2 separate regions of the Homo sapiens genome follow, and region 2 is linked to region 1. A link is an interaction called in ENCODE POLR2A ChIA-PET data of the cell type or tissue named here. Cell type or tissue: CD4-positive, alpha-beta T cell. All regions are shown on one strand.

Region 1 (5,000 bases):
TCAAGCTACCAATTGACATCACTGAACACAGAGCTGGGAAACGAGGTGCAGTGGCACATCATTATGGCATTTCCACCATATAGATACAGTAAGTATAAGAGCATGGATAATAAAGCCTAGTAAAATAATTAGGAAGTGATGAGTTTTAAGAATTTATGACCTTTGTTATTAATTTAATTTATATTTGATTGTAAGTCTCTTCAACTAATTTTTTAATAATGACTGTATTGGCTGGGCACAGTGGCTCACGCCTATATTCTTAACACTTTGGGAGGCCAAGGCAGGCAGATCACCTGAGGTTGGGAGTTCGAGACCAGCCTGACCAACATGGAGAAACCCCATTTCTACTAAAAATACAAAATTAGCTGGGCATAGTGGCGCATGCCTATAATCCCAGCTACTCAGGAGGCTGAGGCAGGAGAATCGCTTGAACCTGGGAGACAGAGATTGCAGTGAGCCGAGATCGCGCCATTGCACTCCAGCCTGGGCAACAACAGTGAAACTCCATCTCAAAAAAAAAAAGCTGTATCTAACAACCAGCTTGCAACATTTCTGAAATTTAGTAATCAGCTCTCATTTGATGCAAGCTGGCTCCAACCAACAAACCACCGTGTCTAGTCAGTCATTTCCATACTGATTCTCTGCCACAGCCCATCAATCCATCTGTCACTTTCTCACCTGTAACACATACATTTACCCTGTGATTCATTTTCTATTCATTCCTCAAGCCACCACAACCTGACTTGTCGTTTCCACGACAGACCCTTTGCTAGGAAGTAAAGGATTCTTTTCTTTCCCTTGCCCTGTGAATTCCAGTGTCCTCAGGGCTCTGTCTTGGGTCATCTGCTTTCTCTTTCTATACACTGTGCTTTGGTGATCTCATTCAAACCCTGACATTAAGTATACTGATGGCTCCCAAGTCTATAATTCTAACCCATGCGCCTCTCTGGAGTTCCAGACCCATGTGTCCAGCAGTCTATTGGACATCACTTGTTTGTCTTCTTGGTAATTCAAACTCAGCATTTCAAGAACATATTTGTTGTTTCCCCAGACTCCAACCTCCACCTCACAAATCTGATGTCGCCTCTCTTTTTCCTGTCTCATTAAATGGAGATACCTTACCTACTAAGTCATCTGAGCCAGACACCTGGGAGTCATCCTCACTTATTTTTTTTTTTTTTTGAGGAGGGGTCTCACTCTGTTGCCTAGGCTGGAGTGCAGTGGCACAGGTCTCAGCTTACTGCAGCCTCTGCCTCTGGGCTCAAGTGATCCTCCCACCTCAGCCTCCCGAGTACCTGGGACTACAGGCACACACCACCAGCACCCGGCTAATTTTTGTATTTTTGTAGAGATCGGGTTTCTCCATGTTGCCCAGGCTGGTCTTGAACTCCTGGACTCAAGCAATCCACCCATCTCGGCCTCCCAAAGTGTTGGGATTACAGGCGTGAGCCATCGAACCCATGCAGTGTCCTGATCCTGGTTCAATGCAGCCTCGATCTCTCCAGACTCAAATGATCCGCCCACCTCAGCCTCCCGAGTAGCTGGGACTACAGATTCAGGGCATCACGCCCAGCTAATTGTTTTATTTTTTATAGAGATGGGGCCTTGCCATGTTGCCCAGGATGGTCTTGAACTCCTGGCCTCAAGTAATCCTCCCACCTTAGCCTCCCAAAGTGCTGGGATTGCAGGCATGAGCCACCACACCCCACCCATCTTCACTTTTTACTCTGGTACCAAATCCAGATTGATCCAGTCATTCATTTATCCATCTGTTGAACTTTCCGGCAAATATTTAATAGAACAGCTGCATAGTATATTGGGTAAGAGCACTGGAGCCTGAAGTCAGCCTGCCAGGCATCAGATCCTGGCTCTGCCATTTAACTAGCTTTGGAAACCTTGGGAAATTTGCTTGCCCACTCTGTGTTTCAAGGTTTTTTTTTTTTTTGACAGAGTCTCACTCTGTCATCCAGGCTGGAGTGCAGTGGTGCGATCTTGGCTCACTGCAACTTCTGTCTCCTGGGTTCAAGTGATTCTCTTGCCTCAGCCTCCCACATAGCTGGGATTACAGGTGTGTGCCACCACACCCATCTAATTTTTGTATTTTTAGTAGAGACGGGGTTTCACCATGTTGGCCAGGCTGATCTCAAACTCTTGATGACTGTCTTCTTATAAGGACAACAGTTATAGTGAATTAAGTGTCCACCCTACTCTAGTGTGATCTCTTCTTAACTAATTACATCTACAATGACTCTATTTCCAAATAAGGTCACATTCTGAGGTACTGGGGGTTAGGACTTCAACATAGCTCTTTTGGAGGGACATACTCTGCTATAGTCAGAATGTTTGTGTTCCCCTCAAATTCATATGTTGAAATCCTAACTCCTAAGGTGATGGTATTAGGAGGTGGGGTCTTTGGGAAGGCAGAACACTCATGATTGGGATTAGTGCCCTTATAAAGAGACCCCAGAGAGCTAGCCTGGCCCTTCTACTATGTGAGGACATAGTAAGAAGGCACTATCTGTGAACCAGGAAGTGGGCCCTCACCAGACACTGAGGCTGTCAGGGCCTTGATCTTAGACATCCAAGCCTCCAGAACTATGAGTAACAAATTCTGTTGTTTATAAGCCACCCTGTTATAGCAGCCCAAATGGACTAAGACAGCGTTCAATGCGTAACAGGCAGGAACTCTGATACAGGAATCATATCTGCTTTCTGACCTTGTGTGGCTCACAGTCTAATGTGCGGCAGTTGTTAATGTCTTACTTCCTGTCCCCGCCCACCGCGACTGTCTTAGTTCCTTTTGTCTCACAACAGCCTCCTGAGTAGACCCTAGTCTGGCCCCACCATAGTGCATCCTCCATGGGGTGTCAGAGTGATCTTTCCAACACATAGGTTGATCATGGCACCTCCTTCTGAAGCTCCCTGGGCCTTCAGGTAAAGGTTTAGCATGAAAAATCCTTCTAGTTCTAGCTCCTTCCTGCTTGTCTGCACTGAACCTTATACCACAGCCCAGAAAACTGTTTGTAGTTCCCTGATCATATTCTTCTTCTTCTTCTTTTTTTTTTTTTTTTGAGATGGAGTTTTGCTTTGTTGCCCAGGCTGGAGTGTAATGGCGCAATCTCAGCTCACTGCGACCTCTGCCTCCCAGGTTCAAGCGATTCTCCTGCCTCAGCCTCCTGTGTAGTAGCTGGGATTACAGGCGCCTGCCACCACACCTGGCAAATTTTTGTATTTTTAGTAGAGACGGGATTTCACCATGTTGGCCAGGCTGGTCTTGAACTCCTGACCTCAGGTAATCCACCCATCTCGGCCTCTCAAAGTGCTAGGAATACAGGCGTGAGCCACCACGCCGGCTATATTTTTTAAAATTTAAAATTACTTCCTTAGGCACAACTCAACAACAAAAAGACAAACAACCCAATTTAAAAATGGGCAAAGACTTGAGTAGACATTTCTCCAAATAATATATATAAATGGCCAAAAGCACATGAAAAGATGCTCAATGTCATTAATCACTAGATTAATGCGAATAAAACTACAATGAGATACCACTTCATACCCACTAGGATGGTTATAATAAGAAAAGTAACAAGTGTTGGCGAGGATGTGGAGAAGGAGAAATTGGAACATTGCTGGTGGGAATGTAAAATGGTGCAGCTGCCGTGAAAACAATTTGGCAGGACCTCAATAAGCTAAACATAGAATTCATAGAATACTGTCTGACCCAGCAGTTCCACTTCTAGGTATGTACTCAGAAGAATTGAAAACAAGTGTTCAATTGATGGCTCACGCCTGTAATCCCAGCATTTTGGGAGGCTGATGCGGGAGGATCACCGAGGTCAGGAGTTCGAGACCAGCCTGACCAACATGGAGAAACTCCATCTCTACTAACAATACAAAATTAGCTGGGTGTGGTGGCACATGCCTATAATCCCAGCTACTCAGGAGGCTGAGGCAAGAGAATCGCTTGAACCCGGGAGGCGGAGGTTGCGGTGAACCGAGATCACACCATTGCACTCCAGCCTGGCCAACAAGAGCAAAACTCCGTCTCAAAAAAAAAAAAAAAAAAAAGAAAAACAAAAAGAAAACAAGTGTTCAAATAAAAACTGTACACAAATGTTCATAGCAACATTATTCACAATAATCCAAAAGTGGAAATGACCACCCATGGATGGACAAAGAAAATGTGGTATCTCTATACAATGAAATATTACTCAGCCAGACTGGGCGCGGTGGCTCACGCCTATAATCCCAACACTTTGGGAGGCCGAGGTGGGTGGATCACTTGAGGTCAGGAGTTTGAGACCAGTCTGGCTAACATGGTGAAACCCCGTCTCTACTAAAAATACAAAAATTGGCCAGGCACGGTGGCGGGTGCCTGTAATCCCAGCTACTCGGGAGGCTGAGGCAGGAGAATGAATCACTTGAACCTGGGAGACAGAGGTTGCAGTGAGCCAAGATTGTGCCACCGCCCTCCAACCTGGGTGACAGAGCAAGGCTCCATCTAAAAAAAAAAAAAAAAAAGAAATATTACTCAGCCATAAAAAGATGTGCAGTCCTGAAGTCCTGATATATGTCAGAACGTGGATGAGCCTCAAAACCCTAATGTTAAATGAAAGAAGCCGGACAGAGTCACATAACGTGTGATTCTGTTTATATGAGTAATATCCAGAAGAGTTAACTTTATAGGGGAACAAAAGTAGATTGGTGGTTGCTAGGGGATGAGGGGAGGGGAAAATGGGGATTAATTGCTTAATGTATATGGGGTTTTATTTTGGGCTTATGAAAATGTTTTGGAAATAGGGTGGTAGTTGCAGGGCACTGTGAAGGTACTAAACGTCATGGATTTGTACACTTTAAAATATTTAATTTTATGTTATGTGAATTTTATGTCAATAAAAGAAATAAAAACAAAAAAGAATGAAGTATTGATGCATGCTACCATGTGGGTGAACCTTGAAAACATTTTGCTGAAGTGAAAGAAGCAGACAGAGAAGGTC
Region 2 (5,000 bases), 55 kb before region 1:
TGGCCAGGCTGGTCTCGAACTCCTGACCTCTGGTGATCCACTTGCCTTGGCCTCCCAAAGTGCTGGGATTACAGGTGTGAGCCACCATGCTTGGCCAGGATCTGGTAATCTCATTCTCATTACATGAAAATATCTGATGAGGCCCAGTTTATTTTTCTCTCTTGTGATATTTGCATTTTAACAAAAGATGAACTATCATTTTTGGCTTCAAACCAAGAGGAAAACCTCCAACTGTTCAGTTTCTACACATACAGGGGTAAGGGATATGTTTGAGTGGGCAGGACGACCTTTTCGGCATCCTTGAAAACACAGCAGCAGATAGGAAGTTAGGATCATTGATGTGGAGATGGGTAGGTACTCAAGGTTGCCACTAGGTAAAATGGGACCCACTATGGGTGGGAAAGTCAAGATTTTGGCCATAGCACTTGGCAGAATTAAGAAAGCTGTGGACCATTGGGGAAGGAGTCCTCTCAATTTCACATATGACCTTAATTGCCCTGTTTAAGCTAGTACTTTGAAGTTTCAGTGTGTAGAAACATTATCACCGGTCAGATAGCATATATTAAACATTTATACAGGTACAGATAATCTAAGTCACTCTGAAAGAGGTTGATATAATGAAAAGAATTCACACTGTTAGACCAACATCCAGAATGTGGTACACTGTAACCCCGTTCTTATTAGGAGAGGCAGACACACAGTGGTTGAGGAAGTGGGGCCCTGGAAATATATTTGCTGGGTTCAAATCCTCCTGGCTCTATCATGTACTACCAGTTGGGTGGCCTTGGTCAAGTGGCTTCACTGTTATTTATCTCAGTTTCTCCATGAAATGGGAATAACAGGGTAACAATATTAATAGTAATGTAAAATGGAGATAACAATAATTCCCACACCTTGGGGTTATGAAAGTTAAATTTGTTAATACATATCAAGTGCTTAGAACAGTGCCTGGCGTGGCCGGGCACGGTGGCTCACGCCTGTAATCCCAGCACTTTGGGAGGCTGAGGCGGGCGGATCACCTGAGGTCAGGAGTTCGAGACCAGCCTCACCAACATGGAGAAACCCCATCTCTACTAAAACTACAAAATTAGCTGGGCGCGGTGGTGCATGCCTGTAATCCCAGATACTCAGGAGGCTAAGGCAGGAGAATCGCTTGAACCCGGGAGGCAGAGGTTGCGGTGAGCCGAGATCGCGCCATTGCACTCCAGCCTAGGCAACAAGAGCGAAACTTCATCTCAAAAAAAAAAAAAACAAAACAAAACACTGCCTGACACATAGTAAGTGCTCAATAAATGTCAGCTATGAACATCATTACCTCCTAATCCCTTTGTGTAGGAAACCTTGATGCTTCATTTCCAACAGCTCTAGCTTCAGTTATTAATAAATCCTTTTCTATTTTCCAACTGCCAAATGGGGAAACTGAGTCACAGGGTATCAGAGAATGCTGTGAAGGGAACACAGAAGGCAGGGCAGCGCCAGAGGTTCAAGTGCAGTAGGCCCTTCATATTCCTGAATTCAACCAACAAGGGATCTAAAATATTCAGGAAAAAAAAATAGCATCTTCACTAAACATGTACTTTTTTTTGGTCATCATTCCCTAAACAATACAGTATAACAACTACATAACATTTACACTGTATTAGGTATAAGTAATCTAGAGATGATTTAAAGTATACGAGAGGATGTGTGTAGGTTATATGCAAATACTATATACCATTTTATATTTTTTATTTTATTTTTTATACTGAGTCTAGCTCTGTCGTCCAGGCTGGGGTGCAGTGGCGCAATGTCGGCTCACTGCAACCTCCGCTTCCTCGGTTCAAGCGAAGATTCTAGTGCCTCAGCCTCCCGAGTAGCTGGGATTACAGGTGCCCGCCGCCATGCCCAGCTAATTTTTCTATTTTTTTAGTAGATACGGGGATTTCATCATGTTGGCCAGGCTGGTCTCGAACTCCTGACCTCAAGTGATCCTCCCGCCTCGGCCCCACAAAGTGCTGGGATTACAGGCGTAAGCCACCGAGCCCAGCCCATTTTATATTTTATAACAGGGACTTGATTATCCGCAGATTTTGGGATCCGCAGGTGTCCTGGAACCAACCAATCCCTCACGGATAGGGAGCGACCTACGGGCCTGCAGTCCCCGAGCGGCTCCCCGTCCCCGCCAGGCCTCCGCTGCCCCACGTGAAAGATGAACTAAAGAGGCTGAGTCACGTTTCTCAACTTTTCCCTCTCCCTCGTTGCCAGTTCCCGAAGTCGTTTTCTTCTCTGGCCGAACTCCAGTCCCACTTGATGGCGGTGGAGCTGGGGATCCTGACTGTGGATCGGCCCCGGGAAGGATCCCGCGGAGGCCGCCGCCTTCCCGTCCACTCAGGCCCCAGCCGAAGCTTTCCAGCTCCCGCTGGCACCGGGACAGCGAGCCCCTCCGCGCGCGGACCCACGCCCCGAGCGACCCTTGACTTCTCCCGGAATTCACAGCTTCACTCCCTCCCCTCCCCCAAAGGCGGACGCAGGGGAAGCTCTAGTGCCTGAGGAGGCCGCAGAGTGCGAACTGCAGCGGCTCGGGGTACGACACCAGGGCTTCCTGCACAGGCAGAGAGGCCAGGGGCGGGGGATTCATGCAAACAGCTGGAGCCAGCGCCCTGCCCCCTCCGCCCCGCCCCTGCAAAAGAGGGCTGTAAAATTCCGGAAGAGAGATTAGAGGCAGGGGATGGGTGGGGCCGTGAATAGTACATTCCTTCCTCCCCCTGCCTCCTTCTACCCAGTTATCACTCTGGGAGGGTTGAGTCGTCTCTTGGCCTTCTCTTGTCCGGTGCACTGGCAGCGTCCAGACATGGGGCTTGAAACCTCCCATGCTCATCGGAACTTTGTGGAGCCTGGATCGCTTATTTCGCAGCTCATGACTCCATCTGGTTTCGGGCTCGGAAATTTTGGTTGTTACTTGCAACTGGGTCTTTTCAACTGGGTCTTTTCCATAAGAGTGCTTCATAGGCCTGTCTGTGCATTTGTTAGTAGTTCCTATTTATTGAGCGAACTTTGCAATGGAGGCATACTTTATTTAGTGTTGGAGGGAAGGAACATGAAGGCTTAGAGAGGCTGCGAAACCTCAAAGCCACACAATGGCAGAGCCAGGAATCAACTCAGCGATTGGTTCCACACATTTCCCACCACATCCTGCTGATTCCTTTGCTTCAGGTCTTTAAAAGGCAAGACTTATTTGTTAGGGGGTAGGGAAGTAACATTTATGGACCATCTCCCACTGTGCCAGCTACTTTAAATATATTGTCTTTAATCACTTAATTTGTCACAACACTTCAAGACAGATGTGATCACCATGCCCATATTACAGATGAGGAAAACTTTAGAGGTGAGGAGTTTAAGGGCCAGAGCTGGGATTCCTGTACAGTCATACTGCAAGGCCTGTGCTGTTTCTAAAACCACAGTTAATGTCTGCATAGTGCTTGACAGTTTACAAAGCAAAGTATTTTCAAGCTCTTCATTTGAGAGCTATCATCCTATTTCATAGATGAAGAGAAAGGTTCATTTGTGAAGTTACAACATCTCTTGAAGATCACAAAACTAATGGTAAGTTGCAGAATCTGTAATTTTGAAATAAACTGCAGAGCTGGTGGTATCAAGGCTCATTTCATTTATTCATTGCACGGTGCCAAGTACCAACTAATAATAATACTAGCTAACATTTATTGAATACTTAACATGAGTTCAATGCATGAGTTATGCACACTAAGTCCTTTAGTCCTCAAAAAACCTTTTTTTGAAGTTTACCTTTTCTGTTTTACAGATGGGGAAATAGTTATTTCATCAGGGAGATGAAATAACTCCCCAAGTCTACATGACAACAAAATGGCAATGCAAAGATGCCAGATGAATTAGTGTAAAATCCCAGGGTGGGAACCAGTCACCTGTTCCCAACCTCTGTGTAAACCACTTTTCTGAGGGCTTCAGTTTCTTTACCACACGATCATGACTTGTTTTCTTGTTTTTTTCTTTTTTTTCTTTTTTTGAGACACAGTCTCACTCTGTCGCCCAGGCTGGAGTGCAATGGTGCAATCTCAGCTCACTGCAACCTCCGCCTTCCCGGTTCAAGTGATTCTTCTGACTCAGCCTCCCGAGTAGCTGGGATTACAGGTAGGCACCACCACGCCCAACTAATTTTTTTTTATATTTTTAGTAGAGACGGGGTTTTGCCATGTTGGCCAGGCTGGTCTCGAACTCCTGGCCTCAGGTGATCCGCCTTCCTCGGCCTCCCAAAGTGCTGGGATTACAGGCATGAGCCACTGTGCCCGGCAGACCATTACTTGTTTTTCTAACCCCTGTGTGTGGTGGGCCCACATAGCTCCTGCTCTCAAGGAGCTAATGCTCTGTAAAATCAGCCAAGAGTACTGCCAGCTTGCCCCACAGGGGCACTGGGAAGATTAATCAGCGAATGGCACTTGGAATGCTTCAGCAAAAGCACTGGATAAACTCAGGGCACTTATGCGTGAAACTCACTGCTAGGGGTGTTTCCTGCTGTAATAAGGCACCTGCAGCCCAGTTCCTGATCTGTTTGAGATGTGGAGAGAGTAAAACCATGTTACAGCCTTCTGTGGGAAGCCATTTGGATGTCGGGGTGAGAGCATCTCTCTGCTTTCCGGGGGGTAAGGGAATGTGGCAGTGGTGTCATAGTCTAGGACCTTTCCCTCTCAGAGGCAGATATTTTTTTCAGCATTTCACAAGGGTTTCCAGCTTATTCTGAGGACACCAGTTATTGACTGAAGTCAGAAACGAATATCATGATTATTTGGGCTTCAGAGGCAGACAAACCTGGGGTGAATCCTGTTTCTGTCATTTCTTCTCTCTGAGCCTCTGGTTCCTTCTTTTTTTTTTTTTTTTTTTGAGACGGAGTCTTACCCTGTCGCCCAGGCTGGAGTGCAGTGGCATGATCTCAGCTCGGCTCACTGCAATCTCCGCCTCCCAGATTCAAGCAATTCTCTTGCCTCAGC

The links. Peaks named below come from ENCODE experiments on the same cell type or tissue, not always from the same donor. Only the 100,000 strongest peaks of a DNase experiment are listed, where the experiment ranks them.
Region 2: POLR2A ChIA-PET joins it to region 1 with 19 read pairs; 12 of 35 experiments call an interaction of 5 or more read pairs at or near these places.

The regions. Positions count from the first base shown.
Region 1 is chr1:31,887,155-31,892,154 of GRCh38, reverse strand. No RefSeq gene overlaps it. Among named protein-coding and RNA genes, the nearest start is that of PTP4A2, 49 kb to the left of the region's middle. RefSeq lists enhancers at 2,471-2,620, 2,911-2,960. In CD4-positive, alpha-beta T cell, no CTCF peak of the experiment used is centred here; a DNase peak (open chromatin) is centred at 2,774; H3K27ac peaks cover 1,074 bases.
Region 2 is chr1:31,942,156-31,947,155 of GRCh38, reverse strand. No RefSeq gene overlaps it. Among named protein-coding and RNA genes, the nearest start is that of PTP4A2, 6.3 kb to the right of the region's middle. RefSeq lists enhancers at 2,822-2,871, 2,455-2,989. In CD4-positive, alpha-beta T cell, no CTCF peak of the experiment used is centred here; DNase peaks (open chromatin) are centred at 2,185, 2,615 and 3,125; H3K4me3 peaks cover 1,687 bases; H3K27ac peaks cover 2,124 bases.